Regions from separate parts of the Mus musculus genome. Here all the other regions are linked to region 2. A link is a loop called in an ENCODE intact Hi-C map of the cell type or tissue named here. Cell type or tissue: left cerebral cortex. All regions are shown on one strand.

Region 1 (8,000 bases), 200 kb after region 2:
ATCAATAGACTAATACAAGTAATTTTTAAAAATAGCACTTTCCTCTGAAAATATACTTCCATTGAACAAGAATTTTTTTTCTGGGTTCTGACTCATTTCTCTAAGGATTAAAACAGAAAGAGGGGATCTTTGATGTACTGGGTGGTATTGGCCTAGACACTGTGCACAGTGGCTTCTTTCCCGAGTCCGGGTCAACGCTGGGTTTACTAGATATCGTTCATGGGCAGCCCCACCTTTCCTGACTGGGGAAAATGGTGAAGTCCTCTGAGGCTCCCAGATCATCCTTTTGTCAAGAAAGATGCACTGGACGTTCACATTCTATTTCCATCAAACTGCATCCTGGAACTCAAGAGTAAGAGGCTGCGAATGACAGCTTGAAGGAGGGCAGAGATGCTTGCTCCCAGGGGGAGGAGGAGCTTCTCCAATTATCCCTAGTTGAGCAAGGAGAGTGAAGGAAGCCAATCTGTAGCAGAAACACAGCCTTCAGGATTAAACGTTGGCTGGCCTGTGTGGACAGTCATTTTAGAGGGTCTGGGTGTCTTCTCTTTTTATTTCCTGATAATGATGTTTTATTAAGTTTTATTTCCATTAAAACTTAATTTGTCATCTTAGTTATTTTTATAAAGAATTCTTTACTTTTCTACCTGTGTGGAGAACAATTTTGTCCAGATACAATCCAACACTTCCAGGACTAGGCATTTTCTCCATTTATGTATCAGACAACCAACATTTCCCTAAGGGATGCTTCTTCAAGTAAAGGCTTTGGGTTTGTGCATTAAGGCACAAGGCACCCAATTAAACACATTCTCACAGTCTTCTGCAGACTTATTACATACAACTATCAGAGTTCTGACCCAGAGACCTTCAAAGATTTTTCTCAGAAATTCTTTATGCTCACTAAACTTTGCAAAGCCCAGGCAGGTGGTGACAGTGGATAATGTTTAAGTTGCTTGCAGGGAGGTAACAAAGTATAGCCATCTCCAATAACTGCCTTTTCCTGATCTCCAGAATGCCCCAGTGAGGGAGAGCTGTTCAAATGTCAAGGAGAAGGAAAATGAAAAAGAAAGTAACACAGCAGTTGCCCTTGGGCATGAGCATCATTCTCCTTATTCCATTAAAGTTGTTTCCTTGTGATTGCTGGGGAGACTCCTTCCTTAAAAATTCCAAAGGCTTTCAGGTCCTCATAAGCTCAGCTTAGCTGCTCTGGTGAAATCCATGGTTAATGTTGTCTTACAGACTTTGGAGTTTCTGTTGTCTTTTCTTCTACCCAAGATGGTAGTTTGTTGTGACTTTTATTTTCTTAAAGATGATAACATGTATTTTTCATACAAGGGATGGCAGTCATTTTGTGACCAGATTGGCTCACTGAGCTCTGAAGATAATCTCCCATGTGAGGAACAAAGTAGAAATGAAAAATGTACTTCAAGATTTCATAACTGGAATTCAGAAATAATGAAGGGAACAGGAGAAGCTGGCAATGATACTAAGTCTGATACAATTACCAGATATATAATAAACCACAGGCTTGCAGGGAGGAGAAAACTAGAGATTTGTCCATGGTTAGTGGGAATTTCATGGAAGGTAGAAAATGGTAAGTCCTTCAGATTAGATAGTGTCCCTCAAGACCCTACTGGTATGATTTAAATATGAAATGTCTCTTGTAGACTCATGTGTTCCAGCCTTGGTGGCTCTATTTTAAGAGATCCTGAAAACTTTAGAGATGAGGTCTAATTAGAAACTAGGGTTTTTCTTATGTGTTCATAGTCTCTTTAATAAAAGAATTTTTAAACAAACTTGTAAAACAAATTTGGGGACAATTCATTGGCGTTTGAGAGAAAAACATAAGCACAGACAGGCTGTAAATCTTGAAAGCAGTCAGGAAGACGGAGATGGAAAAAAGGAAGGGGCCAGTCATACCATTTGTAAGTAGCCACATGACAAAAGGCAGCCAGTGACACAGGAAAGAGTAAGAAAGCTCAGAGTACTAGGGAAAGCACACACATACCTAGGCTTTGAGCAGAGATATAAGGAAGAAGAAGGAAAAGTTAGACTTTTCTAAGTATCCCAGAAAAGTTTTTATGAGGAGCTCTGCAAGTGACTACCTAGGAAGGCGCTTCTAAGAAGTACACTGTCTCAGTAGAGGATAATTATTCCTCCCATCTCCTTAGCAAGGCCTCAAGCATCAACCCTCCTCTTGGCTAGGTTATTGGCAGAGTCAGTTGAATTAACTCTTTAGGGAAGAAATCAAAATGTCACATCTCTACCCAAGGCCAGAGGTAGATTTTATTCTTTTAAACAGAAGTAAACAGCTTTTCTTTAATGAGCTCCAACAGTACCCTAATATCTCTCCTGTTTGGATCTCTGTGTTTCCATGCTGCACGCTTTTCTTGTCATGGTATTCTACCACATGAGAGGTCCAACCTCCAGAAAGCCACGGTAAAAGGGCCATGCTGAAACAATGAGCCAAAATAAGGCCTTCTTCCCTCAAGTTATTTATAGCATGGGTTGTGTCATAACAGTGACAATTAAAAGTTTGACTACTAAGCCCCTTTAAAATGACAATTCCATTGAAATTGTTGAAACAATAGGAGTCGAACCATAGCTCAGTGGTTAGTCACTTGCCTAGCATATCAATGCCTAGGTACCACAAAGAGAAAAGGGGCACACTAAAAAACAAAACTAGCAGGGAGCCCTTAACAGCAGTGGCTATATTCTTAAAGAGTGTAGGAAAAGAGTCAATGGTTATGATGATACACTTTAACCATTACTTTCTATAAGCCTTGTTACTTAATCCTTGGAATAATCTTATGAAATAAGGATAGCAACAAGAAAAAGCAATTCTGAAATAAAGTAACTCACTTAAATGAACTCACCATGTGGACCAAGAACATATATGGCCAGGACCTGGACACAGGTTTGTGTGGCAAAGGGATTTAAATTTAAATGTTTCAATGATAGTAACTACCAGAAATCAAACTATAAGCTAGATAAAATTTTTATCTATAATAAGATAATAGCTGAATTTATGCATTCATTTGCTCAGAGAATACTGACATATCCAAGAGTCTGGACTCAAATGAAGATTATGGGCACTTGCTGGAAAAAAAAAGAGAGGAAATGTCTAAAGAACCATGTTTGTATTCTCAAAGGAGCAGAACCATGTGGATACTTTGTTTATGTCCCCCTCAGACCTCAGGTGGAGACTATAGAGTGTTCACCAACATGTTGCAGCCTCATTAGCTGCAAAGGTGCTCAAATGGGGGCAGGAGAAAGCCACAGCCCGAGAGTACACAGTTAGGCAGGAAAAGCTCCTCCTGGCTCAGCTTCTGCAGTGTTCTTAGGCCTTCACTAGATTGGATGAGGCCCACCTGCAGTAGAGAAACTCAAATGTAAGTCTCATCCAACAAGTCCCTCACAGACACGCACAAGGAACTTTTAATGTCTGTGCACCCTCTGACTAGTGCAGATTGACTTACAAAGTTAGCCATCTCTGCCAGTTAGTACCTATCTGCCTAGGGCTAGCAGGGAGCTTCAGTAAACATGACAGGTATCACCTTTACTGACTCTACCTTTAACCCTCTGTACTGTTATCATCCCTACTACTCCCACATGCAGGGCATGTTGACAGTTATTTAATCCTAGACTTGATAAAGTTAACCAAATTTAAATTAAAATTTGCAACGAGGAAGCAGGCTAGAGTAAATCTAACTGGTCTAGGAAACTCATGGTTTGAGGCTAGATCTATCTACTTCCAGAAACTGAGAACGCTCTTCTGTGGGCCATTCTGCTCAATTCTCCAAGTCCTCCTCTGTTTTCATTCTCTAGAAAAGATTTTAATTTCAAATGTTTTTGGCAATATCTCTCATAGAGGGCTACTTAAGCAAAAACAGACTCCCCTGCCCTACCCCATCCCATACCACCCAGATTCCCTTTCCTGGCACTTTCCTCTTGGAGACACATTGGATCATAGCTCACTGTCAGCATGCTTCTCTGCTTTCTCATTCTGCTTCATAGTCCCACATTTGGAACTCCTCCCAGGGGACCCCATGGTACCCAAGGCACAGATCTGTCCTCGAATATTCCACAGGCTGTTACCTATATCCTCTTATTACCTGTGTTTCCTACTAGGCTGCAAGATGCTCAGAAGTTGACAACTTGCCCATTCCACTTTGGTTTTGCAGGGTTCATCACAGAAACTGATACATAGTGGGCACTCGGGGTGTGTCTGCTAAATCAATGAACCACTAACCAAATTCTCCTGTTCAGGGTTATTCAACAATCCCACTGGCAAAAAAAAATGGTAAAAGTATCAGAGCTCTCTCTTTACAAAACCCAACTCAAGTGACAAGGGATGTATCTTTTAAGAGATAAAAAAATATCTCTACATGTCAATTACTAGAACTGAAATGCTTTTGAGGTCTTAGGGTGCACTTTCAGGAGACTCTTGGCTTGCCTTGCTGTTTTTCACACAAACCTTGTCTATTTGCATTCCCAGACTTTGAGATTGGCACATGCTGAAAGGAATCTCTAGGGGAGGAGAAAAATCCCAACTCAGTGATCTGTTCCAACAGGGACAGAAGGATTGCTGCTTCATTTCCTGCCAATTTTTAAATTATGAATATTTTGGTATGCTTATAAGTAAGCAAGACAAGCCTACCAGGGAATCAAATAATCCCTGAACATGAAAACATAGATTATTGTTTTTCTTCCCTCTTCCTCTCCAGTTGCTATATTTTGCTTTCACAAAGCAAAACAGGGTCAGGTAGACAAGAGAATGGTCTTGAATTTTTTTAATTCACAAAATTGCTGCAATAGGAAATTTGTTCTCATATTCTCAAATCACTCAAGTGCACCCCCTTAATGATTTTTCTTACAGATTATGAATAAATTATCTAATTGTTTAAGCCATTCTTTTGGTTAAAAATTACCTTGTTTGACCCAAACCTCCATTACCTCTCCAGCTTGGAGAACTATTGAAGAAACACCCTTTGAGATATTCCTAAAATACAGAGACCTTTAAAAGAATTCCTAGTTCAGAAGAGCAAAAGTGAGTGGAGACATCCTTTCAATTTTCTGAAGTAGAAGAAAAAGCTTAGACTTTATAGCATATTCCTGTAGTAATGTGCAGCTTGGCTTTTGTTATGCTAATGAGGCACACACTACTATTTGAGCACTCACTCTATTTTCCTTTCATATGAAAGTACTTTCAGAATCCAGACAGCTTAAGTTAGAGCAAGACTACCTTTATCATCATGTTAGAAACAGATCTTCCAGCATCAGCATGTGTTAGTTAGCCAAATTAATGAGAACAATAAACAAAGAAACCAAGATTAGCAATGAGCACACTAAATGGGAAACTCAATCTTTTTGCAAGATCGTCTCTTTTTTTGTCACTTGAATGTCATTGCTAAATATAAGATAGGAATGCTTTGTTGTATAGTCGCTTTATGTTTCAGCTCACAGACTTTCTGACACACCCCTATTCATGATCAAACACACAGTTCACAAAAGGTTTAATTGCATCTAGACTTAACAAATATTCTACTTTGGGTCTGCAAATAAGACTATAGGAAGGTGGAGGATCTATTTGTTATGCAAATACAAGCTGGTGGGAGTTCTTTCTAAAAACAATTTAGCTGAGGACTCAAAAAACAATGTTTGAATGGCCTCTTCTTTCTCTTCTTCCTGGGATGTAATCCTCACTCTAAGCATGGTGATACCATCTTTTGTGGTCAATTGACAAATAAGTTCTTCCTGATATGATAACTTCATATGCTTTTGCAATTTGTCTCTCATGAAGCTCTCTCTCTCTCTTTCTCTCAAACCATACCAGTAGTGTCTTGAGGAATGCTATCTAATCTGAAGGACTTACCATTTTCTACCTTCCATGAAATTCCCACTAACCACAGACAAATCTCCAGTTTTCTCCTCCCTGCAAGCCTGTGGTTTATTATGTATCTGGTAATTGTATCAGACTTAGCCAGCTTCTACTGTTCCCTTCATTATTTCTGAACCCCAGTTATGAAATCTTGAAGTACATTTTCATTTCTACTCTGTTCCTCACATGGGAGATTATCTTCAGAGCTCAGTGAGCCAATCTGGTCACAAAATGACTGCCATCCCTTGTATGAAAAATACATGTTATCATCTTTAAAAAATAAAATCACAACAAACTACCATCTTGGGTAGAAGATGGTTACAAAGGCAGGCAGATCCTGAGTTCAAGGTCATCCTAGGACCAAGAGTTTAGGTCTAGGCCCAGAGAATTTGGGAATACTAATCTCAGGACTGAATTCTACCAAGTTAAACTCATTGTCTGTGCTTAAAAAGGCAGGCAGGTATCTGAAATATAAAAAATGGAAAGAAAAAAAAAAGTGCTTGCTGTCTTTTTCTAAGAAACTTGAGGACTGGATCATGGAATGCAGATTTGTGGGATAATCAAAGAGGAACCCAGAATAAATGACTGAATTGATATGTAAATAAAAGACTGGGCTTTAGTCTGAGAGAACTGTGCTATCTGGATGAGCTGTCTGGAAATCTCCAGAGAAAGCTGTCTCAAGCCAAACACAGGCTGTGAACTTGTGCCCACAATTTGACTTTAAGTCATTTCTTCTGCCATTCCCAGATACCCCTTCCTCAGAATCCTCACCAAGTTGAGGCTGCTCATTGACAGTACACAGACATATGAAGTCAAAGCACCCATACAGATTAAGTTTAAAAGTAGTTACGTAAACATACAAACAAAGCAACGACAAATAGCTATGAAAACCAACTAAGTATTTAACATTGGAACTATATTGGTAATTATAGAATGTAAAAAACTATAAAGATGTCAGAACATTGCCTTTATTACTAAGATAACAGACTACCTGAGAAAATTTAAAGGAAAACCTAAATTATTTATAAAATCCAGTTTTCTTTAATTTTATAACTAGTTTTTCATATGGAAAATTAATTTTTATCATCATCAATTTGTGCATGTATGTATGTGTGTATGTGTGTATGTGTGTATGTATATACATGTGTGTAGGTGCCCAGGTAGCCCAGAAGAAGGCATTGGATCTCTTGGAGCTGGAGTTACAGGTATTTGTGAGATCCCTGAAGTTCTGGGAACTAAACTTTCCTCTGGTAGAGCATTAAGTGCTCTTAACCTCAGAGCCATCTTTCTAGCCCCGGGAAGGCAATTTTAAATTCACACACATTTTGTCAACTTGGGCAGAGTTTGAACATTCATCGTTTTTTATCTCCTATCTTATAAAATGTCTGCAAGACACAGAGAATCATTTGTCCTAAACAACACTGAATACATATCAGAACCCAGGGATAAAGTCCTTTTGTGATGAAATCATTCCCATGCAACCTGTGACATCACCAGAGGGCATACATATATATGGTTGGGAAAAATGATTACTCTATTTTAATTGGTTACTCAACTGCCTGAGAGTACCATGACACACATGATTGTTTTTCTCCCATTCCAGTAACCAAACCATTCTGGTCATTATATGGAAATTATACTGCTTAAAATCTTGGCCATACAAATGACTTAGTGACTCATAGCTCCTTTTTGTTGTTAGACAGTATAAATAGCTTTGCAAAGGGGTTGCAGCCTTATGACATTAGTCTAACTTTTTACAGGTCTCACTGTGAGCTGATGCAGAGGCCATGGAAGGGATGTTCTTTACTGGCTTGCTTCCCCTGGCTTGCTCAGCCTGCTCTCTTATAGAACCCAAGACTACCAGTCCAGGGATGGTCCCACCCACAAGGGGCCCTCCCCCCTTGATCACTAATTGAGAGAATGCCCCACAACTGGATCTCATGGAAGCACTTCCCCAACTGAAACTCCTTTCTCTGTGATAACTCCAGCTTGTGTCAAGTTGACACACAAAACCAGCCAGTACAGGTCCTGCTTTAAGTTCTGTTCAGCCTATCTGCTTATCAATATACCAGTTTAGTCTCTTCCTTATTCAGATACCTTCCAAAAATATAAAAGGAAAGTA
Region 2 (8,000 bases):
CATGTAAGTGAATTATCACTACCAGATCCTGGGGTTCAAGATCTAGCCTCGACTGGAAACCAGGGTGTCTGCATGTAGCCCATTGCCCCACAATACTCCTGGCTTTGTTGAAGTCATCAACACCATTCAAGGTTTGAAAAAAATTATGTTGTACCTCTTTTCCCCCTCCTTACTTAACTGTAATATAAAACCTCTAATCCTTTGATAGAATATAGATTTCTTTCATCCCTTTGAATGTAATAGATTCCTGGCAATTCATTTCTTACAGCTGTGGTCTTTGAACTTTCTGGCAACATTTAATAAGACCTTTATAAGATCGGACTTTCATCTGCTCTACCAAATACAGAGTCCATAATAGGCACTCAATAAATATTTGTTGAATGGATGAACAAATACATGCAGCCAAGACATGCAAAAGTAATCATGGCATTAAGCTAAAAATAAGACAGCTTTGTTCCTCTGTAGACAAGCATCAGGGCCAAATTACCACATCCCCTTCAAGGAATTGTTCTGAATCAGTCACTCATAAGGAATTGTACAAAGCTCTTTTAATCATAATGCAACTATAAAGCAAAACAGAGGCTAGGGGATGTCTCCTCTGCATCTATTGTCTTTTAATTATTACTCTGGACCAATCTCCATGTCATCTAGATAGAGCCAAAATCAAAGAGAACCTGCCTAAGCACTCACTACCAGGTGTCTTTAGGAGAGGAAAATTGCCAGAAACCCAGAGACACATAAAAAACTGTCCAAGAAGATTCTTTAATATTTAAATAAAACAGGCCCCACCTGCACAGAGCAAAGAGCCCCACTGGGTTCTGCCTCTGCTCTGACAAGGACTTGTTATGCATCCCAGGCTGGACTCAGCCTCAGCATTCTTAGTATCTTTGGGACCTAGGCAAACACCTAGCATGTGTCTTTTCAGTCCTTGAGTGGCCTGCTTTTCTGTCATTAATGTGGTTACTTCCTGTGTGGACCTTTCTTCTATTGTCAGAACATTCTAGGCTTGGTCTTGTCTCCTGGAGTTTGCACTTGCCTAAGCTCCATGTCCAAAGCCTTCTCTGCCCTTCTGTACCTGTCTGACATTTCCTTTCTTTCAGGTCTCAAGTCAAATGATGCTTCCTTGGAATAATTAATTCTTCCTCTTCCACTCCCAGATGTTCATGATTCTCAAGTCACAGCTTCTTGTTATATTTTTTTTCTAGAACACTTATTAAATCCTGGAATTCTGATTAGACTTAATTTTGGTGCATCCTCCTCTATGTCTAGAAAGTTATTCTTATGTTCTTAAGACCTAGAGGAGTGTACAACACATGGGGTTTCAATAAATATTGGTCTAGAACAGTGTGTTTCAAGTGTTAGTGTGTATATGAGTGTCTTAGTTAGGGTTTCTATTGCTGAAAGAGACACCATGACTGCAGCAACTTTTATAAAGGAAAACATTTAATTGGGGCTGGCTTACAGTTCAGAAGTTTAGTCCATTTGCATCATGGCAGGAAGCATGGCAGCAAGCAGGAAAACATAGTGCTGAAGAGGTAACTGAGAGTTGTACATCTGAATCAGAAGGCAGCCAGAAGACTGCATATACTCCACACAGGGCAGAGCTTGAGCCTTTAAGACCTTTCCCCATCGTGACACACTTCCACTAACAAGGCCACACCTACTCCAATAAGACTGCACCTCCTAAGAGTGGCACTTGCTATGGGCCTATGGGAGCTATTGTCATTTAAACCACCACCTCTTGTTAAAATATATCAAGGTTGGAGATACTACTTAAGATTTCTTTTGGCTAAGAAATCCCTGGGCAAAATGCTGATATGGGTTTGTGGACAACACCTTGAGCTGTGGGAGGTCTGGTATATTAATTAGGTCACCAGTTGGCAAAAGCTTTCAATGTAGGACAGGAAATAGGATGAAAGTTGAGGTTCTTTCAAAGGCCATTTGAGCCAGCTTGGGCCACAGATCAAAGAGAAAGAATTATCCATCCTTACAAGCTGCATCCAAGTCAAAAGGATAAGCCCAGATTTTCCTGAGTCATTTAAGTGGTTTTGGCCTCAGTACCAGATTCCCAATGAACCCGAGCTGGCAACATTTTCCATATTAAATTTGCTTTGAAGATGCTGACTCATCCACCAGGAGCCAAAGTGCATCTGTTCTTATTCCATGTTCAATTCTATTTCCCATTCTTTATGCATTCAGTTGCACAGATCTGGTCAATGACTTGCTTTGTCCCTCATCGTGGTGATCCTAAAAGACCCCATGCTTCTGCAGAGCCACAGGCTCTGTACTATGGTGCAGCCAATCCTAAAGCAGTGTTCTGCCTCATAATTAACATGGAACAGAGGCAATAGAGACTCATGGTACACACAATGGTTAAGTACTGTGAGTGGGAAGTTGCGATTACCACTTAATTTCTATGTGACCTTGAGCATGGCACATACGCTAATACTTTCTGTTCTTCTTAATACGTGGGATGATCATAGTACCCAACTCATAAGGCTGTGATAACTCAAGGAGACAAGTCGTGTAAAGAACAGGACAGGGGTCAGAGCAAAACTGCACTGGAGATAGCAAACACAATTATTTTAATCAAATACTTAAAAGGTATAAAAGGTTTAGGCAAAGCATTAAGTTTTGTTTTTGTTTCTCAAAAATTACAAAGTACGTGTTAGAATCCCCATTTTAGAGATAGAAAAACAAAACAGTGAAAATTCTCCCCACTCACCCCTTGCCCCCCCCACCCCCTTTTTGAGGTCATTCAATTGGTTTTGAGCCCAGTTCTGATCACCTTAAGACTCTATTTGGCTCTATCCTGTGCTGACTGGTTTTTCGTACATTAAGTGGGCACTTAAGTCCTGGCTGCAAACTTTGAGATCTTCCCAAACAGAACACCAGCTCCATAGACGTTTGCTCTCAGGTGGTGACAATTTGAGTTGAAGATCATCCCGCGGAGTTCTCAGGTAATGTAACGTTATGAACTTTTATCTAATAAGATTAATTTTCTTGTTTATTTGCTTATTTTATAACTGTGTGATACCTGGTGTGACAGATTTTTGTCCCTACAAACATAATGGTTTTAGGCCTTGAGAATGTTTCTCAATGCCTTGTTTTCATTGGATAATCTTTGTTGTCTACTGACAGTTAATAACCACTCAGCATTTAGGGATATAAACCAATAATAGATTCTTGGTGTCAAGTATCCCAAAATAGCACAAAAGGTCCAACTCTGCCTGCAGCTCAGGGATGACTATGATATTTTAAGACAGGAATTGTGAGGCAGCATCACATTCACTTGATTTTCCATGGGGATCTCCCTGTGCCATGACTTTTAATAGCCTTGTGAGATGACATCTGAAATATGTTGTCCTGCATGGGGACATCTGGAGAACTACTGCTCTCAGCCTTTGAAGTCATGTGACAAGTTTTTCTTGATACTCTATGACACAAGTGGGAAATTGAGAAATCCCCAAGCTCAAGGGAAAGAATTAGACTACTTCTAATTTTTAAAAAAATATATATTATTTATTTACTATATATGAGTACACTTTACCTGTCTCCAGACACTCCAGAAGAGGGCATCACAATCCATTACGGATGGTTGTGGGCCACCAGGTGGTTGCTGGGAATTGAACTCAGGACCTCTGGAAGAGCAATCAGTGCTTTAACTGCTGAGCCATCTTTCCAGCCCCTACTTCTAAATTTAATAAGCATGGCCACAGTACTGACAAATGTATAGAATGAGACATGCTATAGTGTCAGTCTTTAAAAAATACAGGTGTTTCAACTTTCAACTTTACAATTTCTGTATTCTATGGCATGTACCTCAATGTAAAGAGTATTGACCACCTTACTAGAGGTCAAAAGCTTCTTGATTCTCTCAAATACCATGACAATAAGAAAGTAAAACCTACCCAAGGAGGTCTTGAGCATGCCCATATGCAGTTCACCTCTAAGGCTGAATTTAGAAGGGAGACTTTGGGGCTTTTCAACAGTACTTGCCAGGTGAAAACCAAGACAATCCTAAAGTGAGAAAATTTTTATTTTTTTAATTAAATACCTTCTTACAAAGTTCTTTTCTCAGTATTTATTCAGGCCTCAAAGCCCATTTAGGTAAAAGTCACTCTATATTCTCTGGAACAATACTTAGACAAGACAGACACTGCAAGACACAGGACATGTTTCATCCACTCAACCAGTAGTGGAGCAAGGACTTGGATCCAGTTCTCTCAGATAACCATAGGTTCAGTCTTCTTTGGATATGATTGAGTTTTAAATTCATTTTTATCTTCCAAGTCTCTTTGTTTGAAGTAAAAACTATTTTTAAAAAAAAACCTCTAAAGTTGCCTGATGAGGAGGTAAGTCATGTCAGTTATAGGAACTACAGCCACAGATGGATCCCAGAGCATGAATAGGAACAGTAGCATGTGCCTCTTTCCTATTTTAGGGTTCTCTGTTCTTCTATGTTCATTATTAAGTAGATAGTCCCCATGAGATGATAGTCAGCCAGCACCAGCTCCCCTCCTATGTCCAACCACTAAGCAGTTTCCTTTCCCTACAGGACATAGGCATCTGTTCTGTTCTTTCCTCTTTTGTCTGGACTTATGCATATTTGCTTTCAACTGAGGTCTTTATCATTGCATTCCCACCAACCATGGAGGAGCAGGGAGCTGAAATCTGGTGATGTCTAAGTGGAGTCTTTACCACCAACTTGGATTGTGCAGTGATAGTTGATTTCTTACAAGAATCTCAAGGTGAAGCATCCAGTGGAAATTTATCAGAGCGCAGACAGGCAGAAACATCAGGTGCTGAGTATGTCCTCATTTTGCAGATGTAAACTCTTGTAGCTGGCGAGAACAGATCTTTGTTCCATTTTTATCCATTCCTTCTCCCTGGCTCTCAGTGTTCTATGATTGCATCTGTTCCTCCTTCCTTAGAGGAAAAGAGTTGACAAATTTACTCATACTAAAGTGTGAGTCACTCAATCACCAGGAATCCTTGCATTCTAGCTTCTATAATGAGCATTTCCCTATTTGACTGATATCTGCTGAACACTTACCATGTGAAGGATATATATATATATATATTTGCAGTCATGGGTGAAATAAGACAACTATATCTTACATATTTTAGAAGATGTATTAATCTAATAAAAATAAGCCATTTCTACATTATAGGAAATAAAAGGTTACCAGAAAGAAAAGAAACACTTGAGTATTTTCCAATTCAAGGAGCTCATATACTAAAACTATTTTCTGTCTTCTGGGCTCCAGTGCCCTGACTCTGTTGATGTGAATACCCAGAATTACTATTTTTATTTTGCTGATAGTTCAAGGATCAGAATTGTGTCAATGATTAAACCTGAGGCATTTGTTCTGTAATATATACATTTTCAAAGTCACTGAAACTCTTTGGTCAGAGCAAAGTTCTGGGGCAAGCATGAACTGCCCTGCAAACCACTGTCCAGTTGGTATTAATCTACCCTTTCGTAAGCCACCCTTCTTTCTTCCATGGTCACATGACACATTATAGCAGGTTTGCCTGGTACTTTGATTGATCCCCTTCATGAGAATCACATCACAATAAAGGCTGCTACTCTGAAAACCTTTACCTCTCTGAATATGTTTCATATAGACTTTTGCAGGTCCAGATGGAAGACTGGAGACTGAATGCCCTCAGTGAAGCCCTAATTCAGTGTCAGATGACCTTTGACAAGTACCAATCTCAAGCTCTTTACACATCACAAGGCTTTTCCCATCATATGATGCATTTGCCAGCACTATCTCTTAGAGCTCCCCAAAGATACTGAACTCCTTTGCCTGTCTAGAGTATTTGAAGGTACATCCCATTGGCTTTCTTACCTATTCTGTCTTACATCTCACTCTTCTACTAGTGATTTCTGACCTCTTTCCATATAAATTATAGCATGCTAACCTTTGTCCAAAGGTCTTCTGCTTAGAAAGCCTAAAGTGAGTCCTCTTGTATGTTTGTTTGGACTGGTCACATACTGCCTCCATGTTTAACATTGTTTTTAAAAAGAGTTCTAACACTTGTCTTCAAATATATTACCAACAAAGAGGCTCCAAAGAAGTGTCTAAAGGATTAAACTAAGGACTCCTCCATATCTATGACCTGAAAACTTGACCAAGTGCTCCTGCCAATCAATCAGGAGATAGAGACTTTATTATATTACATATTACATATTTATTACATATTACATATCACATATTGTATATTACATATTGTATGTTATATTATACATTGTATATTATATTGTATATTGTATATTGTATATTATATATTACATGTTACATGTTATATGTTACATGCTATATGTTATGTGTTATGTGTTATTATTATACATTATACATTATTGTAATGTATAATATACATTATTGTATAATGTATATTATATATTATATTATCTTCACCATCACTCTGATACATTCACTCAACCCAAATCATTCTGAAGAAAAAGGCAGTGGGGAAGGAACAGACTGATATTAAAATGTTATTGTGCTAAAACAGTCATAGAGCGTGCAAAGAATGTATTTATTATGCAGAGCGCATCAACGCAAGAAGAGAACTTTTATTCTTAGGAACCATACAGGAATGGAAAAAGCCCAGCAAAACCAAGGCAGACCTGGAGGTTTACACCACAAAAGAGTGAGGAATGACCTAGGGGGATTTAATTCTGATGCTCAGTCTCTCCCTTCTTCATCCACTCTCAGATGTAACAAATCCTTCTGATGATAATTGCAATGTGTGTCTATTTATGGTGATCTGATGGGGGTGTAGAGCATCCTACTTTGGATTCTATTGATCACCCTCCATCCTGATTAATAGGCTTTCAGAAGAGCCGAGAAAGTAAACAGGAAGTCCAATACTTTGCTCCCTACAAAAACAGAGAAAGACAAAAAAAAATGTTGAATGAATGCGTTTATTTCCAAGAGTTTTAATAATAAAGTTTTAATTTAAAAGAATAGAAAGAAAATTCTATAAATAGATAGAAATAAAATTCAAATGAATCTGGTGGATAACATGAATGAGAGACGGAGAGAGGGAGTTAGTTGGAGGGAGAGAGGGAGGGAGGGAGGAGAAGAGGGGGGCAGGAAGGGAGGGAGGGAGCGAGAGAGGGAAGGAGGGAGTTGGAGGGCGAGATTCCTATAGATGGATGTTTCCACGCTCTTCTCCAATGCTTCCTTGGGACTACCAGAAAGAAATTGCACTTGGGAATTCACCACACTGTGGAAGAAAACACACTCTGCAATAACTCCTGAAAACAACTTTTTGTGCATTTTTAAATTTAGATTTATTTATTTTATTTTATGTGCATGAGTGTCTTATCTGCATGCATGTATAAGTATCACATATCACATACATGCTTGGTGCCCACAGAATTCAGAAGAGGGCTTCAGATCTTCTAGCACTGGGTTGAGGATGGTTGTAAGCAAAAGTATGAGCAGTGGTAACTGAACTCAAGACCTCCACAAAAGTAACCAATGATCTTGACCACTGAACCCTCTTTCCAGCCCCCTTGTCTGTGTACTGTTTAGTGAAAGCAGAGACAAATTGCTCCATCCCTGGAACTACCAACTTTTGAGATTAAATTCATGGCCTCTGGTAGATAGTTTGTGTCCTACTGGGTGTGTCCACCACCATGAGTATAAGGCCATCCCTATCTGGCTTCAGAAAGTTATTAGTAACAATTTCATAAAAGAACTTTGAAGTTTGGAGGGAAATAGGGTGGGGGCACTGGACAGTGGTGGTGGGAAGAATTAACAGATTATATATATACACATTGTGCATATTTGGAATAAAAAAAACCTAAATACATTTAAAAGGAAACCAAACTAACTACTTGATTAGGGTGCTGGGTTGAAAGCAACAGAAAATGTAGGTGCAAAGTAATTTGTTGATTGTTAAAATTAAAGGCAAGGCTTAAGAATTAAACTGAAGAAAAGCTACTAGATGCAGTGATGCTCTGGAGATCAGGATGCAGG
Region 3 (8,000 bases), 210 kb after region 2:
ATTCAGAACTATTAAGAACTGGCTCCTTGAGCTCACCTAGTGATGAGTATAGGCTCCTTCTCCTAGAGACCTCCGCTGATTGATCTTTTATCTTTTCCTTCCTTCTAATCTCTCCCCAGGTATTCTTACCTGACCTAAACTTTTCCTCGGGTTCAAGACCCGTGGAAAGGCCTGTATACTTATTTTGTGTACCATATTTCCTCTTTGCTCCTACTCTCTCTCCCCGCTTTACTTCTGATAGATTGCCCTGAATTTCATCCAGAATTTTCAGCCCTGCCTTAACCACTTGATAACATGTGAAAAGGAACAAAAAGGCTCCTAACACTAGAGAAAGTTCAAGGCCAAACATACCTTGTAAAGCTATTTCCCACTTTACTTCTGATAGACTGTCTTGAATTTCGTTAGAAAGTTCAAGGCCAGACGTACCTTGTAAAGCTATTTCCCACTTTACTTCTGATAGACTGTCTTGAATTTCGTTAGAAAGTTCAAGACCAGACTTACCTTGTAAAGCTATACTTACGGGTACCCTGTTCCCCAGCTGAAGAGTTCTGAATTCACGCAGTTGAATCCTTCTCAACAGTCTGTGTTGCGGGAACACTTCATTACCACTGTTCCCCAGCTGAAGAGTTCTGAATCCAGGCTGGATCCTTCTCAACAGTCTGTTTTACGGGAACCTTTATGACCGTGACCCGCAGTTCTGGTTCCGGAATGAGGGATCTTCCTTGCGCCGGTGATGGTAACCGTCCAGGGTTTTCTCATCCCAGGATTTCTCGTCCCGGGTTTTCTCGTCCCGGGTTTCGGCACCAACTCTTACACGCGTTCGCGCGACTGGCCAGGAAAGACGCAACAAACCAGAATCTTCTGCGGCAAAAGCTTTATTGCTTACATCTTCAGGAGCCAGAGAGCAAGAGAGCAAGAGCAAGAGAGAGCAAGAAAGCAAGAAAAAGAACAAGAAAAAGAAAGCAAGAGAGAGAACAAGAACAAGAAAGCAAGAAAAGGAACAAGAAAGCAAGAGAAAGAATGGCAAAACCCCGTCCCTTTTAAGGAGAATTATCCTCCGCCTAGGACGTATTACTCCCTGATTGGCTGCAGCCCATCGGCCGAGTTGTCGTCACGGGGAAGGCAGAGCACATGGAGTGGAGAACTACCCTTGGCACATGCACAGATTATTTGTTTACCACTTAGAACACAGGATGTCAGCGCCATCTTGCAACGGCGAATGTGAGGGCGGCTTCCCACACAGGCAGGGTGGTACACACACTTAATGCCAGTATTCAGAAGACAGAACCATGCAGATTTCTATATTCAAGGTCAGCCTGGTCTACAGAGAAAATTCCAGGACAGCCAAGCTTAGTCAATGAAGGAAACCATCAAAACCAGAAAGCTGGCAATGGTGTAAAAGAACAAGGGGGACCATGGTCTAGCCCCAGCAAGCAGCAGAACTTGGTAGCTTTGGTCATGTGACTCTGGATTTAAAGTTAAGACTAGAAGTGGTTACTGGGACAATTGATGCTGGTTAGCTGGACCTAAGAAATTAGCAGTGATCAAGAAGAAACCAGCATCACTGAGGTGAAATCTTCTGGGAAGTGTTTTCTGAGAGCATAAACTAGCTGTGTTCCAGAGATAGCAAAGGTGTACCTTGCACTGCTGCTGGACTTGATAATGTGTAAGAACCACCCAGGTAGTACTGGTTTTGAAGGCATGAAGGGGTCATGAAGAACAGCTGAGGCTTGGCACTGTGACAGGCCTTAGAAGGCCACTGGTAAAGGTACAGCCTCCGTTGCAGTTGATAGCTCAGGACTGAGAGTCATGCAAAGAAGTTGAGGCTTGGACCATGAAGAGAGCCTGTGAGAGGCTATTGGTGAAGCCTAGTTACAGCATAAGACTCCAGGGAATTAGAGATGATAGTACCCTGGGATGATCATCAAGAACAGCAGCAGCAGTGGAGTAGAGTCAACTGGAGCCTAGAGTGCTACAGAGGTCAGAGCTGGAGAAGAGATACAAGCCCTTAGGAAGAGTCCAGAGGATGATGTGTGGATCCCAGACACTGGAACAAAGAAGGTGTAATGTTGAAGTTACTTTGGATACCCTAAGATGCTAGAGATATCAGAGCTGTGGGATACCTGTTGAGGAAAGCTGCTAACAGGGAGTGGAAACAGTCCAAAAATAAAACGTTTGTTGCAGTCAACAAAGATGAAAGGAGTTGAAGATATGAAGATATCAGATATGAGATATCAGATATGGAGATGCAAAATTTGGAGTTTGCCCAGCTGCTTTTCCGTCTTGTTTGGTCCAGAATTTACTTACTAGGAAGTTTTGAATGATAGTGTATAGCCTATGATAATGGAAGCATGCTATCTGATTTCTGATTTTGATTTTTAGAGGATTACAGTTAAATGATTGGAAGACTCTTAGAAAAGACTTTGAACATTGTATTTTTAACATTATTGAGACTGCTATAGATTGTGGGACTTTTGAATTTGATCCAAATATATTTTTGCATTATGCTATAGCTAGCTATGTCCCACTATATGTTTGAACAATCCTATGGGAGCCAGGTGGTAGTTTGAATATGCTTGGCCCAGGGTGTGGCACTATTAAGAGGTATGGCCTTGTTGGAGTAGTTGTGGCCTTGTTGGAAGAAGTGTGTCACTGTGGGGTGGGCTTTGAGACCCTCCTCCTAGCTGCCCATGAGCTAGTTTCTTCTGTTTGCCTTAAGAACAAAATACAGAACTCTCAGCTCCTCTCTCACCATGCCTGCCTAGCTGGACACTGCCATGCTTCCTGCCATGATGATAATGATCTGAATCACAGAACTTGTAAGTCAGTCCCATTTCAGGGTTTTCCTTTGTATAAGTTGTCTTGGTCATGATATCTCTTCACAGCAGTAAAACCCTAACTAAGACACTATCTAAACTGTAGATTTCTATCTTTAATAAAAGGTGGATATTGCATTTCTACATTAAGGACTATTTGGAATAAATAACAATCCCCCAAAATCTGCAAAAGTATAAAACCAAGCAAAATCTTATTACATCATTTCATGAAGTGTAAATAGATATACAGACAGAATTCACATCACTGTCTTCACTGTGTAATAATTAAATGTACAAACTGTTACAGGGAACATATTTGATCAATTAATGATCTCTGTCTGGTCTTAGCACACTTTCCTCAAATTAGTTCCTTCTCCCTAAACAACCTCTTTATATGCTAAGCGCAGTCTCTCTGTATGGTCAAATGCATTATAATCCAGCTTTCTTTGTCCTCTTCACTCACCCATAGGGGAGCTCTACAAAGCTCTGTACTTTTCTTCCTGTGTCCTGTCATTACATCTCTCTGAGTCACCACTTCAACCTACAATATCCATTCCCCATGTTCCCTCTTGAAAGTTTCATTCTCTTATTTGATAATATAGTTCACTATATCCCAATTTGCTTTATTCATGAGAACCTTTTTCCATTTACAAACCTAGATTTGTTGACATTATGTTCGAAATAAACGTGCCGCACTTCTTTGTGTCTCCCAAAGGAGAATATACTCTTGTGAGAATCTTCTGAATGTTCCATGTCCAGAAGCACTTAGAGCAGTTCATTAACAAAAAAAAAAAAAAACAACCAAAAACCAAAAACCAAAAAACAAAAAAAAAACCAAAACAACAACAACAACAACAAAAAGCTTACTAACAGCTGTTGATCCACTGACTGGATTACCATAGTTTTCTGCTCCAGACAAACTGGTAAACATGTTTTATTTCCTCAGAAGAGTTTAATAGAACTGGTAGACTGTCAAAGTTTTCACACTGTTCAATTTTAAAATGTTAAATGAATTTTAAAAAGTGGGCCATTAAAAAATAAAGGCCATAAAAGCTTTATCTTTTATGTATGATAAAAACCAAATACTAGCAGTGAATATATTACTTAATTCAAAAAATGAAGAGAAATTTTTGGAGTGAAGTACAGATACATTTTGCTTTGAGTTCATTCACATATTTAATCAGGTTTACCAGAAAGCTTATAGTAAAACTCGTGGTAGATTGTAAAACACAGAACAACAGTTGTTATTTAAAATTTAAAGTCATGCTACTCATTTATAAAAAGCAGCTGATAAGGGAATTAGAAAATATGCGAGCATACAAGCTGAAGACTAGGTCTTTAACTGGTTTTCTGATGCATCTAAATTCTCTGGTTAGGTTCAGCACGCTGGCCAGCTCCCCCGTGCCTTCTGGTCCCTGTTGGCTTAAGAAAGGAAGGATTCCAGAATAAAGGCATCATCTGTATTAATAATGACATCATTTATATTAATAATGACAATTCCACAACTCAAAGTAAAGACAGTGTAACAGAGACAGTAAATTCGAAATTGCTGCTGCCGAGTTTGGGGGGTGTCTGATTTGGTGTGTGTGGTTCCTGTTCCTTCCCTCAGATCTTCATGGAGGAAGGAAGGGCTGAACAGCCAGAAACCTGGCAAGGTTCAGCAGAAAATACACGGACTTCTAGAGACTGAAAAAAGCTTCACTGACTTGGAGTTGGGGACGTTTGATTTCTACTTAAATAGCCGAACTTCATGATCCATACATTAATTCACTCTGATTTGATGCATTTGTATTTTACAGTGGTATTGATTGTTGGAATAGAGGTTTACACAGATGGAAAAAAAAAAAAAAACACACACTGCCTCCCCTTCCCACTGCTCCCTCCCAGCCACCACACCCCAGTTGAGAAGTCTGAAGGTAACATCTCACTGAATTCCTCTTTCTGTGACCTTTGGACGCCTGCAGAAAGCCTGGTTTTTGCTGGTCAGAAGCTACCATTGGCTTCTTTATTTTCCCTCCCCACCCCTGGAGGGAAAAAAAAAAACTTTTTGTCCCCGGGAGGGGAAAAGAGGACGAGGTAAAGAGAAGTGGTCTAAATAGGACAGGGGGCAAGGAAGACTGGGGGGCATGAGGGTCAAAAGTAGTGAAGCTCTTTTGGGGCGCACCGCACTTCCCCCCTCTAGGCCTTTGCAGTCGCCCTCTCCGCCGCGGACACTGGAGAGTTAAGCCAATAAACACGTAAGCGCCGCTCGCTCCCCAATCGGCAAGATGCCTCTCCTGCTCTTGGCTGCATCGACAGCTTGCAACACTCGGCATCTTTTCTGGAGGCGCCTTCTTCAGCGGCTGCAGATGGCATCCGGCTGCGGGCTCCGGGCTCGCAATTGATTCTCGCCCTTGCCCACCTCGGGTGCACACACGCACCTCTCCCTTCTCCTCCTCCCCTCGCGCTCCTGGGTCTGCGCTCAGCTCGCGCTCGCCGGGCGGAGGAAGCAGTCGCGGCGGCCGAAGCTGAGCAGCAGCGCTCGCTCTCCCTGACCTAGGAAGAAGCGCCTACCCGGACAGCCGACCCTTGGCTGCCTCCAGCGCCCCCCACCTTTTGCACCCCAAGGCGGGGGCTCCGGGGACCCCCCTCTCCCAGGCGCTACCATGCTGGACCCTTCGTCCAGCGAAGAGGAGTCAGATGAGATCCTGGAAGAGGAGAGGGGCAAGGATGTGCTGGGCTCGGCCGCGTCTGGAGCGCGCCTGTCTCCCAGCCGCACCAGCGAGGGCTCGGCAGGCAGCGCCGGGATGGGGGGCAGTGGCGCCGGGGCCGGGGTGGGCGCCGGCGGCGGTGGGGGTAGCGGCGCGAGCAGCGGCGGCGGGGCCGGGGGGCTGCAGCCCAGCAGCCGCGCCGGCGGCGGCCGGCCTTCCAGCCCTAGCCCGTCGGTGGTGAGCGAGAAGGAGAAGGAAGAGTTGGAGAGGCTGCAGAAGGAGGAGGAAGAGAGGAAGAAGAGGCTGCAGCTGTACGTGTTCGTGATGCGCTGCATCGCCTACCCCTTCAACGCCAAGCAGCCCACCGACATGGCTCGGCGGCAGCAGAAGGTAGGTGCGCCGCGAGGCCGGGGAGCGGCGCCTTATTGTCGCCCGGCAAGCGGGCGGGGCGAACAATAGGAACCCGCGGCGCAGCTGGCTAGGAGGAGCTGGGGAAGGTGAAGACCGCGCCCTGGGATTAGGGGCCCCGTCTTGCCACCGCCCAGCTTGACTCGGGAGATGTCCCTGGGATGTGACAGGGGCCTACGGCACAGGGCTGCGCGCACGGGCCTCCCTGTGGGGGGAGCCAGGCGGGAAAGTCCCGCTCGCTCTGTGACCTAAGTGGCGCGGGAAGTGACTTGCAGCTGGCAGCTCTCACAGAGGCCTTGTCTCTTTCGGAGCTCCCTGCGCTCCCGAGTGGCGGCGGCTGCGTTGCGCTCTGGCCCGCCCTCCGGGGCGTGCACTAGGCGGGCGCAGGCTCCTGGCAGGTCAGGGCGCGGGTGTGGAGCTCTAGCATCGCTGGACTCTTGGGGCAGCGGGCAGCCGCAGGGGCACGCAGGGGAGAAAAAAAAAAAAGCCAGCCCAGGAAGCGAGTTTTCCAGTGACTTAGCCAAGGGCGCCCCCTCCCAACCTGGTCAGCTGATCGCCACCTAGGGTAACCTAGGGGTCGTCCTGCAGCAGCGTTTTCCTCTTGCCAGTAGTCCCTCCAATCCTTTTCCCCTTCTTCATGGATCCCAGAGCAGGGGCGCGCCTAGTGGGTCCCTGTGCCTGGGGTTAGCACTTCTCTCATACCCTCCTTTGACCATCTTCTCCTCCCAAGGTGACTTCGCCGCCACCTTCTGGCTTCGCTGAGGCTCTCCAAGTCCTCTTGTTACTGGATTGATAAAAGTGCAGCTGCAAACAGCTTCTCAGTTATAGTCATAAAAAGCTTTTTGTGTCTGAGGCAGAGGCAAGGCCATGCTGGCTTTGAGCTACTTTTGATGGGGGGGTGGGGGGTGGGGCATTACTATCTCCAACCCGAGAAAGGACAAAAGGGAGGTGAGGTCACCAGGGGCTGAGGGCCAGTGAGGAGGATCAGCCAGAAAGGGGTCAGGAGCTCAGTGGGAGTGAGTGCACTCGGTTTAGTCTCTGGGAACAAATGAAGCATTTAAGCTTGCATGAGGTCAGTTGAACCCGGGAGTCATGGGAGGTTCTAGCTGTAGCCCATCAAGGTTGTGAGACTATTTCTTAAAATAGTAGTTTAAGAATCGTTGCTGCCATTTAAATCTAAATTTTATGTTGCTCAAGTAAGATGTTGGATCTTTCCATATTTACCTTGCATCCTTATATCGAGGTAGAACAGATTGCTCTGTTTGTTTTGCTTATATGTGTATACACACCACCCAACCCTGTCAGTTTATTTTACCTACTACTGCATGGATGCCAGTTTTATTAAGTCAAAAAGACTCATTTCCTGAGTGAGAGATAAAAGGTGGGCCATACTCACCACCCTCCACCCCCATCCCTGCAATACCCCTTTACTTTTGCTTTCCAACTGTGGTAGGGCAGAAATATTAGAGATTGTCAAATTTTGATAAAAAATTTTAGGTTAATTGTGGCTCTACATAGTCAGCTGATCTAAATTTCAGCTTGGAATTGTATTACTTGTCTTTATACTATGGTAAATTTTACCTTCAAAATCTCATCAAGGATTAAATTAGTCAAAGATGTCCTAGACTTTTGCTATGAAAACTGACTTTAATCAGAATGAAGCAAGGCTTTCCATTAGTCAGTCAAAGGCTTTGTAGCTTTGTCCTTTAAATAGATGAGTAGGTCCAGTGGTGGGAGAAAGAAACAAGAAAATACTGTAAGAATCCAGTTCTGTTAAGTTGAAAGACCACTGTGAGACCATGTCCCTCCGATCTGACTGCATATAGTACCTCACCCCATCCAGAACTCTTATTTGAAGAGAAAGCCTGTTTTTACATGTGACCTTTCAACACCAGAGAGACTCCAGCACAGACTGATAACTGGCTTTCTGTCAATCTATTTTTAGACACTGTAAAAACTATTGCTAAATATACATCCCAGCAAAACAACCCCAGGCCTAGTGGCTACAGTGAGAAGAATATATATATATATATATATATATATATATATATATATATATATATATATATATGAAAATAAAGTTTCC
Region 4 (8,000 bases), 160 kb before region 2:
GAGCAATTGTTACAAAAACTGCATGGTACTGGTACAGTGACAGACAAGTAGATCAATGGAACAGAATAGGGGAATGCCAGGACCAGGAATGGAAGTGGGTGGGTTGGGGAACAGGGGCAAGGGGGAAGGGATAAGGGATTTCAGAGGGGAAACTAGGAAAGGTGATAACATTTGAGATGTTAATAAAAAAATAAAAATAAAAAAGAATAAGAAAAAAAAGAAAGAAAGAAAGAAAGAAAGAAAGAAAGAAAGAAAGAAAGAAAGAAAGAAAGAAAGAAAGAAAGAGAAGAAGCCGGATGTGTATTCCAGCTCTCCTGCTCCTTTTCAGCCTGAACTTGGATGAGTTCCTTCACTTCTCCTTGTCTGTACATCAGCAGTGACAACTTGCACTAGGGAACATGCCTGGAGTTTACAGTGCCACCATCATCTCTGGCATTCAGGGTCTCAGCCTGGGCACTCAGCTCCCTTCACTGCCTTCTGTGAGCATTAGTACTCAAGCCAGGTGCTTTCAGAAACCAAATCCCAGCTCTGTGTAGAAATTTAGTCAAGAAGGCCCATGCCACAGAATCTGTAATATCAGGTGTTGACTCAAGCTTTATAAACCCTAGCACCGGGAGGCACCAAATGATAACAGATGAATGAAATGCACAGTGCACAGTGCATACAGTAAGAGGTTGTTACTCGCAAAGCCCAGACCGGTGTCAATTCCACTCACTCCCCTCCCACAAATGAGAGTTATGGGGACAGTAGAGAAATGGCTGGCAGCAGAATATGAAGTGTGACAGCAGGAGTGTGATCATAAACAACTGTAGTCTTTCCCCAGCTCTACCATGCTTTACCTTGTAAGTGTGTTATTAAACTTTCGTGAGCTTAAACTTTCTCATTAAAGAGAGTCATGAAATATAGCATGGAGGGGTAGTTGGGGTTGTTGGTGTGTGCTGCAAACATTGTCCAGAGCAAGCACAGCCATGCAGCAGGCCTAAATAATAATATTAATATTAGTCAATGATAAGGACACTCACTGTTCTTCCTTAAAGCTTTTTTTACTAGACACTTAAGGTCAAGTCTGAATCACTCTTAACCACAGGGCTTCAGCCTTGCAGTGCACCAAAAGTGTATAATAACAACGTAGCACTGTGTACAGAATGCAAACAAACAAAAGGGGCCTCTGCTCATCCTAGAGAGATCCTTCTGCACTCAACAATCAGGAAGCAGATGTGACGTGCTGCTTCCAACTGCCAGGACACCTGCAGTGTATGTTCTTCACACACACGATGTGACTTGTGGACAACATGCTATTTCAGAGAGCTAGGCTCCCTTCTAGAGCAGGTCTGATAGGGGGTAATATCATGGAAGGAGACATTCTTGTGAGTGGCCTGCCAACTGCCTGGCCCAGAGTAGAATCCGAGAGCTGTTCAGAAATTATCTGAAGCCAAGCTGGAGATGTACCCATATATTCCTAGTGAACAGTTAAACATATTTCTAGGAAAGGGGATAACATTTGAGATGTAAATGCTCAAATTTCTGTATTTCTTTGCCCCCTCAGAGCAAGGACAAGAAGCTATAATTTACCATGTCGGATGTACTGAACATTGTAGCCTGAGATGGCCCAAGAGTTCAGCAAATGAGCTAAGCAAGATATGAAATAGAGTCAAAGGTATAAATAACTGAAAATATCCTAGTCATTTTACATAATTTTTAGCAGTCTTATATGGATGCAGTTTTATATATACTGTACATATTTACATATACATACATATATATATAACTTCATATATATAATACATATATATGGGTTTTGTAGAAATAGAAATATCCCAAAAACTTTTTAGATAGTGATAAATAGAATGTGGTATATGCTTACAGTGGAACACTACACAGTAACAGAAAAAAGACAATTGAGTAATATGCATAACCACAGAGAGAAGTTTCCAAAGCATCAGGTATGGAAGACAATGTGAGTCTAAAAGCTGCACACTGTGAATCTATATAGAAACCCCATAAGAATTTCTAGAAAGAGGAAAAGCTACAAGGTCCAAAAATATAGTCATGTTTGAAGGCTATTGGAACACACACACACACACAAATTGATCATAAGGATCATACCAGTACAAAACTTGGCAGAGGGGACTATCAAAAATGGTTGCTGTAATTAACATGAACTAGAGATTTAAGCAATTAGATGTTGCATGGGCATTTACAGTATCCTGGAGAACCTGGACCCTGCACTGGGCAGAGAAAGTGAGGAGAACCATCTCAAAATACAAAGAGAACCAATGGCTCCAATCTGCATGATGCTCAGGTGGTAAAGAAAGTTGTCCCCAGATCCCCATAAACAGCCTTAAGATGTATGAGAATATATGTTGTGTACTTGAACTGTGCTAGAAAAATAAGAAATATGATCTTTCTTACACCCCAGGTTCTGTATTACAAACCCACTATGGATTCTTAACCTTCAATTATGTATTTTCGTGGAAATATTGTGGCTGAAATACCCTCAGGTTTTAGCGAAGGGACCCTGGACAACTTAAGAGTTGAGCATGGCCTTAGCAGACCTTCCACTTTTCCCTTACTCCCTCTACCTTGCTAAAAACTTTAGATTACATTCCTCAGGCTAGCCCCCCAAGCTCTATTCCCTTATTTGGCTACTTCTTCCTCCTGAAGGTGACTACCAAGTTCCAACTACCAAAATATTAAAATCCAGCAATCAAAAGTCCCCTTTGTCTCACCTAATTAACATGTCCAATTAAAAGTAAACACCTCATCCTAAGATGGAGTTCTCCCTTTTACCTTTATAAACTGCCATTTGCATAGTGGGCATATATGTCTCCCCTCTATATGCCCTTTGTCCTCTGGGACAAATATCCCTTCCTCTTCTCCCTCGTCCTCCAAATCCTGTCTTTGACTCTTATTCCCTTCTCTTTGCACCTCTGGGGCAAATAAATCTTCTTCGGGCTGAGAACTTGGGCTTGAGTTTCTGAGCTGATACCAGTCCTTACAGTTACTGTTTGTTGTCTGCTGTGATAGGGTAATAGTCAAGTTTTTCAGTCCCTACTTTAGTATTCCAGAGAATGTCAAGATAGGGGGGGACTGTGTTGTTTTCATAATAGTGAAAATGTATTCACTATATTACAATGTAGTGTTTACAATGTAGATAAATTTGTAATAATGGTACTGTAATACCATCTGAAAAAAAAAAGGATGAAATCACAGGGATCCTAAATTTTCAGTCATGCTTCAAAGACCTTGCCAACATAGAGAAGGCCTGCTTGATGTTCCCCTCTGAGTTCCAGTTCTTAGAGCATGAGTTCAAGTGCCTGACCCTGTTAGACCCTGATGGTCAGAGCATCATCTTGGCAGAGCTTCCTAGAAAGAAGGACTGGGATGTCTGCTGTTCAAGCTTCTCTACCCAAGGCTTAATTCAAGGACCTTGGCTGCCACCACTGTGCAGGTAACTCAAGTGTCAGCTGCTGGGTCATCTGCCTAAAAACTTTCCACCAACAGCCTGCCCAATTGATTTTGTGTCTCTACAGATTCACACCACACCTCCTGCAATCCAGTCACCTCTCTCAGAGTAAGGCCATCTATATGGGTCACCTGAAAAAACAAACAAACAAACAAACAAACAAACAGGAGAAAGAATGATAGAATTATGGTCCCAGGGGGTTCCCAAGGTTTCAAACAAGCTGACTTAGAACTTGCTCACTAAGCAGGGACATCCTATTGGCAGACAAGAAGATGAGGATGTTGGTTCTGGAGGCTCGGCTCTTATCTTTTCTATAAAGCATCATGGTATCTGAGTTCCAAAAGAGTCCCTGAATCTCATAATGGTTTCACTCCTCTTGCTCAGGTTAAGTATACTTGGTTTCAGCTGCTTACCGTCAAAGAGCCTTGAAGGAGAGAAAACAAAACAAAACAAAACAAAACAAAACAAAACAAAACAAAACAAAAAGCCTACCATACCTGGAAGGGACAGGGTGGGGCCAGGCAGGCTCCATATTCTCATTTAAGAAGACATGCATATCACTGACAAAATTAACTTATTTCTCATCTGTAGCTAGGGGATCACAATAATCATCTTCCATCTTAGAGATTCATAGATAAGACTAATTTGTTAGAAAGTTATTATGGAATGAAGCTTACCCTTGTTAAGCTTCTTGACCAGTGGGCTGCATCAGGTCATCTAGACACCGTTGGCTTCCATGGGATCCCTGGCCAGCTAAAGAAGATGTGAGTACTACTCCTTTACACAGTTGAGAAAGAACAACTGCATTCAAACTTGCAACCTAAAATGAGCTACACCACTACTATCAGGAAACAGAAGGGGGCACCCTAAGAATGTGTAAACAGTAGTTAGCAGACACACTAGCAAACCTTTTAAAGGTCCTGTCATGAATGCTTTCTCTGTAGTACAGGAAAGGAAAATGTGGTTCATTTTAGAACTAAATTTATTCCAGGGAAGTCCATGACTCAGGGATAAAATTTAGAACTACCTAAGTCAACCTCTGAGAGCAAGAGAAAGACAAAGGAAAATGATTTCCACATCTGTGGCATACACTTAATCAGATTGTTAGGGTAACATACATAGGAACTGTCTGCATTTAATAACTTGGAGGTTAGAGGGAGATGGTAAAATTACTTCAAGGAGTAATTTATCCATGCCAAACATGGCTTTTTTGAAGACTGTTTACAAATGTGCACAAGCCTGAGAAACAGGTGTACAGGTTTCTCCAAGGTCATCAGCAAAGCTAGCCCCTAGCCTGGCATTTTAATTATTTCTTCAGATTGAAGCAAACTGTTTTCTCATCTATGAGAACTCTGAAGTAAACTGGTAGATCATCCAGAAAATCGTCATCAGATGAAACAATAAAAAGAAAGAGTTTGAAGAGATGAAGACAAGGAGAAAGAACAGTAAAAAATGGTTGAAAGGGGAATGTGGGGTGGGAGGAATGGGAGAGAAAAGCACAAGACAAGAGAGCTACAAGGGGAAGGTAGGGAAGGAAGAAGGAAGAGAGGAAGGAAGGGACAGAGAAAGAAAGAGAGAAAGGGAGAGAGGGAGAGAAAGAGAAGAAGGAAGAAGAAAAAAGGGAAAGGAAAAGATAAGATAAGACAAGACAAGAAAAGACTGTAAAACAAATCCCTCTGGGATTTCAGAAGGACCTTCATTGGTCTGAGTGACCAGGCTTTTCTATATGTTCCTTCATACACCTGGAGATCAAACCCAAATCCCAGGCCACACAGTAGAACTAGACGACTCAGGAGGACATTTAGGAGGAAGCCAAGGGTGACTCTTAGCAGAGCCATCGAAGCAGGAGTATTGACTTAGCAAGCAAAGAGTGGCCTTCTGTGAACGGCTTTGCTTTCACCAGCTGTTCCTCAGTTAATGAATATGGAATATTGACTCAGGGGTGTCCCCAAAGGTGGCCAGAAAGCAATCTCATTTCAGTCCTGTCAATAGCCCAGTGCCTAGAGGATGGTGCCTAGAGGGGGCACAGTTCACCCCCACTCTGCCTCTCTTCAGAGCCTTAGGCCAGTGTGTGTGTGTGTGTGTGTGTGTGTGTGTGTGTGTGTGTGTGTTTATGTTCACCAGATGGGAATGGCCTGTCATAAAGACATAGAGACACACCTGGTCACTGTTTTCTAAACACTGTTTAGGACAAGGAGAAATTGAGTCTTTAACTTTTTAAAGAAATTACTATGGTAAATAAATAAGCTTCTTTTAAATGAACTCTTAATAGTTTATTTTATACCATATATGTAGAAAATAATATTGCACATAAGTGCTCCACCCTACACACACTGGAGTAAAGCCAAAGGAAGCCTTTACATATCTGAATGTCTGTATTCTCTCTCATGTAGTTCATGTATCTAAAACTTGCTGTGTAACTAAAAATGACATGCACTTTTTATCCTCTTACAACTAAAATTTCCGGTGTAAAACATCATGCTCAGTTTTAGGCAGTACGGTGTATGTGATCCAGGGTTTCCTGTGTGCTAGGCAAGTATTCTACCTACTGAGTGACATTTCCAGCCATACAGTCAAAAGAGAATTTTAAACCCATCAATCCAACTCGTGTGATGGTATGACTATAAACACGAGGAGGAAAAGAAAGGCAGAGGGATCAGAGACATGAATTTAAGGACGAGCAGGTATCTGGACAGTAGAGTCAACCACTAGTTGATGGGAAGAGGTGTTCAGATTAACAGGAAATATCGAAAATTTAGATATGTTAAAATTACCATGTACTGAGAGCTCGACATGGCAAGGAATTGATCTCCTGTGACAATGATGATTAATCTTGATTGCCAGCTTGATGAGATTTAGAATCACCATGAAAACAACCTCTGAGGAATTATTTAGGTTGTCTTGATTAGGGTAGGAGCCTCACCCTAAATATGTGTAGAACCTTTCCATGAGAATTTAGAACACAAAGAAGAATGGGAACTGAGTACCAGCATTCAATTCATCTCTCTCTGCTTCCCTACTGCACATGCAATGTGACCAGTTACCATGCCTGCTTCCATAACATGCCCACTGAGATGGACTGTATCTCCTCTGTCTACAGTCCTTGACCATTCCCCTCAACCCTGAGAAAACTTATTTTCTTCAGTTGCTTCTTGCTATGTATTTATTTTCTAGCAGCAATGAGTCATGCAACAAATACTGTGACCAAAAGCCTTTGAGAACAGGATCTTGCCTACAGCTCGTAGGTGACAATGAAAGTAGAGCCTCCTCAGTGATGGCTTGAGGTGATGACAGCCCAGTTGGCTTAAGGAGAACTGCCTCTTGAGTAGACACTGAGTCACAGGCCATGGCTCACAAAAATAGACAAGAATATGTTTCTTGTTTTAAGCTGCCATGTTCCAAGGTGGCTCATTATACAGCAATGAATGGTTCTACACCAGCACTGTTTAAGAGGTTTTCCATCTCTTGAGAAGCCTAGCACTAAGACACCAACCAGGGTTCCTCTGTCTATTGTGGGTAAAGAGCTTTGGCAGTTATCTCGTTCTCACAGACTGGCTTTTCCTCATTCACAATCAAAAATAATAGAGCCTAGAATTGCTCATTTACTTAGTCTCATCTGTGAGACTTGTAAGAGAGGTTCTCAGGCCATGAAGTGGTACGCAAAGTAGCTCATTCTATTCCACTTTGTGAAGGTGGACATGAAAGGTCTTTACAAATTTGAACAATTTAAATACATGTTTTATACATACAAATTTAGCACTGGAAAAACTAAAACTAAATCCAGGGGCTCACCTAACTTTTTTTTTTTTTTGAAGTAGGAACTTAAGTCCAAGTGTTATGGATTGTTCAGCTAATACCCCTCAAAGAGTTCGACCCAGCTCATTGGCCCTGGGAGAAACAGTTCACCTCACCAGCATGTACTGGGCCTCATTCTCTTCATTGCATTCGGCCATAGAGACATTTATTATGTTAATTTGTTCCTTCTCTTGAGGAATTTTTTTAAATTTATTACGTATTTTCCTCAATGACATTTCCAATGCTATCCCAAAAGTCCCCCATACCCTCCCCCCCACTTCCCTACCCACCCATTCTCATATTTTTGGCCCTGGCGTTCCCCTGTACTGGGGCATATAAAGTTTGTGTGTCCTATGGCCTCTCTTTCCAGTGATGGTGGACTAGGCCATCTTTTGATACATATGTAGCTAGAGTCAAGAGCTCTGGGGTATTGGTTAGTTCATAATGTTGTTGCACCTACAGGGTTGCAGATCTCTTTAGCTCCTTGGATACTTTCTCTAGCCCCTCCACTGGGGGCCCTGTGATCCATCCAATAGCTGACTGTGAGCATCCACTTCTGTGTTTGCTAGGCCCCTGCCTAGTCTCACAGGAGACAGCTATACCTGGGTCCTTTCAGCAAAATCTTGCTAGTGTATGCAGTGGTGTCGGCGTTTGGAAGCTGATTATGGAGTGGATCCCTAGATAAGGCAGTCTCTAGATTGTCCATCCTTTTGTCGCAGCTCCAAACTTTGTCTCTGTA

Evidence for each region. Hi-C counts contacts between places; a loop is a spot of excess contacts. Peaks named below come from ENCODE experiments on the same cell type or tissue, not always from the same donor. Only the 100,000 strongest peaks of a DNase experiment are listed, where the experiment ranks them.
Region 1: it touches region 2 in a loop (2.1-fold over the local background); 3 of 42 quality-filtered maps call a loop at or near these places.
Region 3: it touches region 2 in a loop (3-fold over the local background); 3 of 42 quality-filtered maps call a loop at or near these places.
Region 4: a loop joins it to region 2, with 2.2 times the contacts of the local background. A loop is called at or near these places in 2 of 42 quality-filtered maps.

The regions. Positions count from the first base shown.
Region 1 is chr14:12,835,684-12,843,683 of GRCm38, reverse strand. No RefSeq gene overlaps it. Among named protein-coding and RNA genes, the nearest start is that of Cadps, 17 kb to the right of the region's middle. In left cerebral cortex, no CTCF peak of the experiment used is centred here; a DNase peak (open chromatin) is centred at 4,534.
Region 2 is chr14:13,034,436-13,042,435 of GRCm38, reverse strand. No RefSeq gene overlaps it. Among named protein-coding and RNA genes, the nearest start is that of Cadps, 220 kb to the right of the region's middle. In left cerebral cortex, no CTCF peak of the experiment used is centred here; DNase peaks (open chromatin) are centred at 2,150 and 4,836; H3K27ac peaks cover 1,450 bases.
Region 3 is chr14:12,820,200-12,828,199 of GRCm38, reverse strand. Cadps (Ca2+-dependent secretion activator) reads left to right here and starts at 5,121. Exons shown (of 31, transcript NM_001042617.1): 1 at 5,121-5,896. The coding sequence starts at 5,462. In left cerebral cortex, CTCF peaks have their summits at 3,255, 6,396 and 6,661 (motif pointing left); DNase peaks (open chromatin) are centred at 4,437, 5,134, 6,181 and 6,649; H3K4me3 peaks cover 3,314 bases; H3K27ac peaks cover 3,092 bases.
Region 4 is chr14:13,195,018-13,203,017 of GRCm38, reverse strand. The region is part of intron 2 of Gm5087 (predicted gene 5087); the gene reads left to right. Among named protein-coding and RNA genes, the nearest start is that of Gm5087, 86 kb to the left of the region's middle. In left cerebral cortex, CTCF peaks have their summits at 624 and 4,322 (motif pointing right); DNase peaks (open chromatin) are centred at 616, 4,337 and 6,791.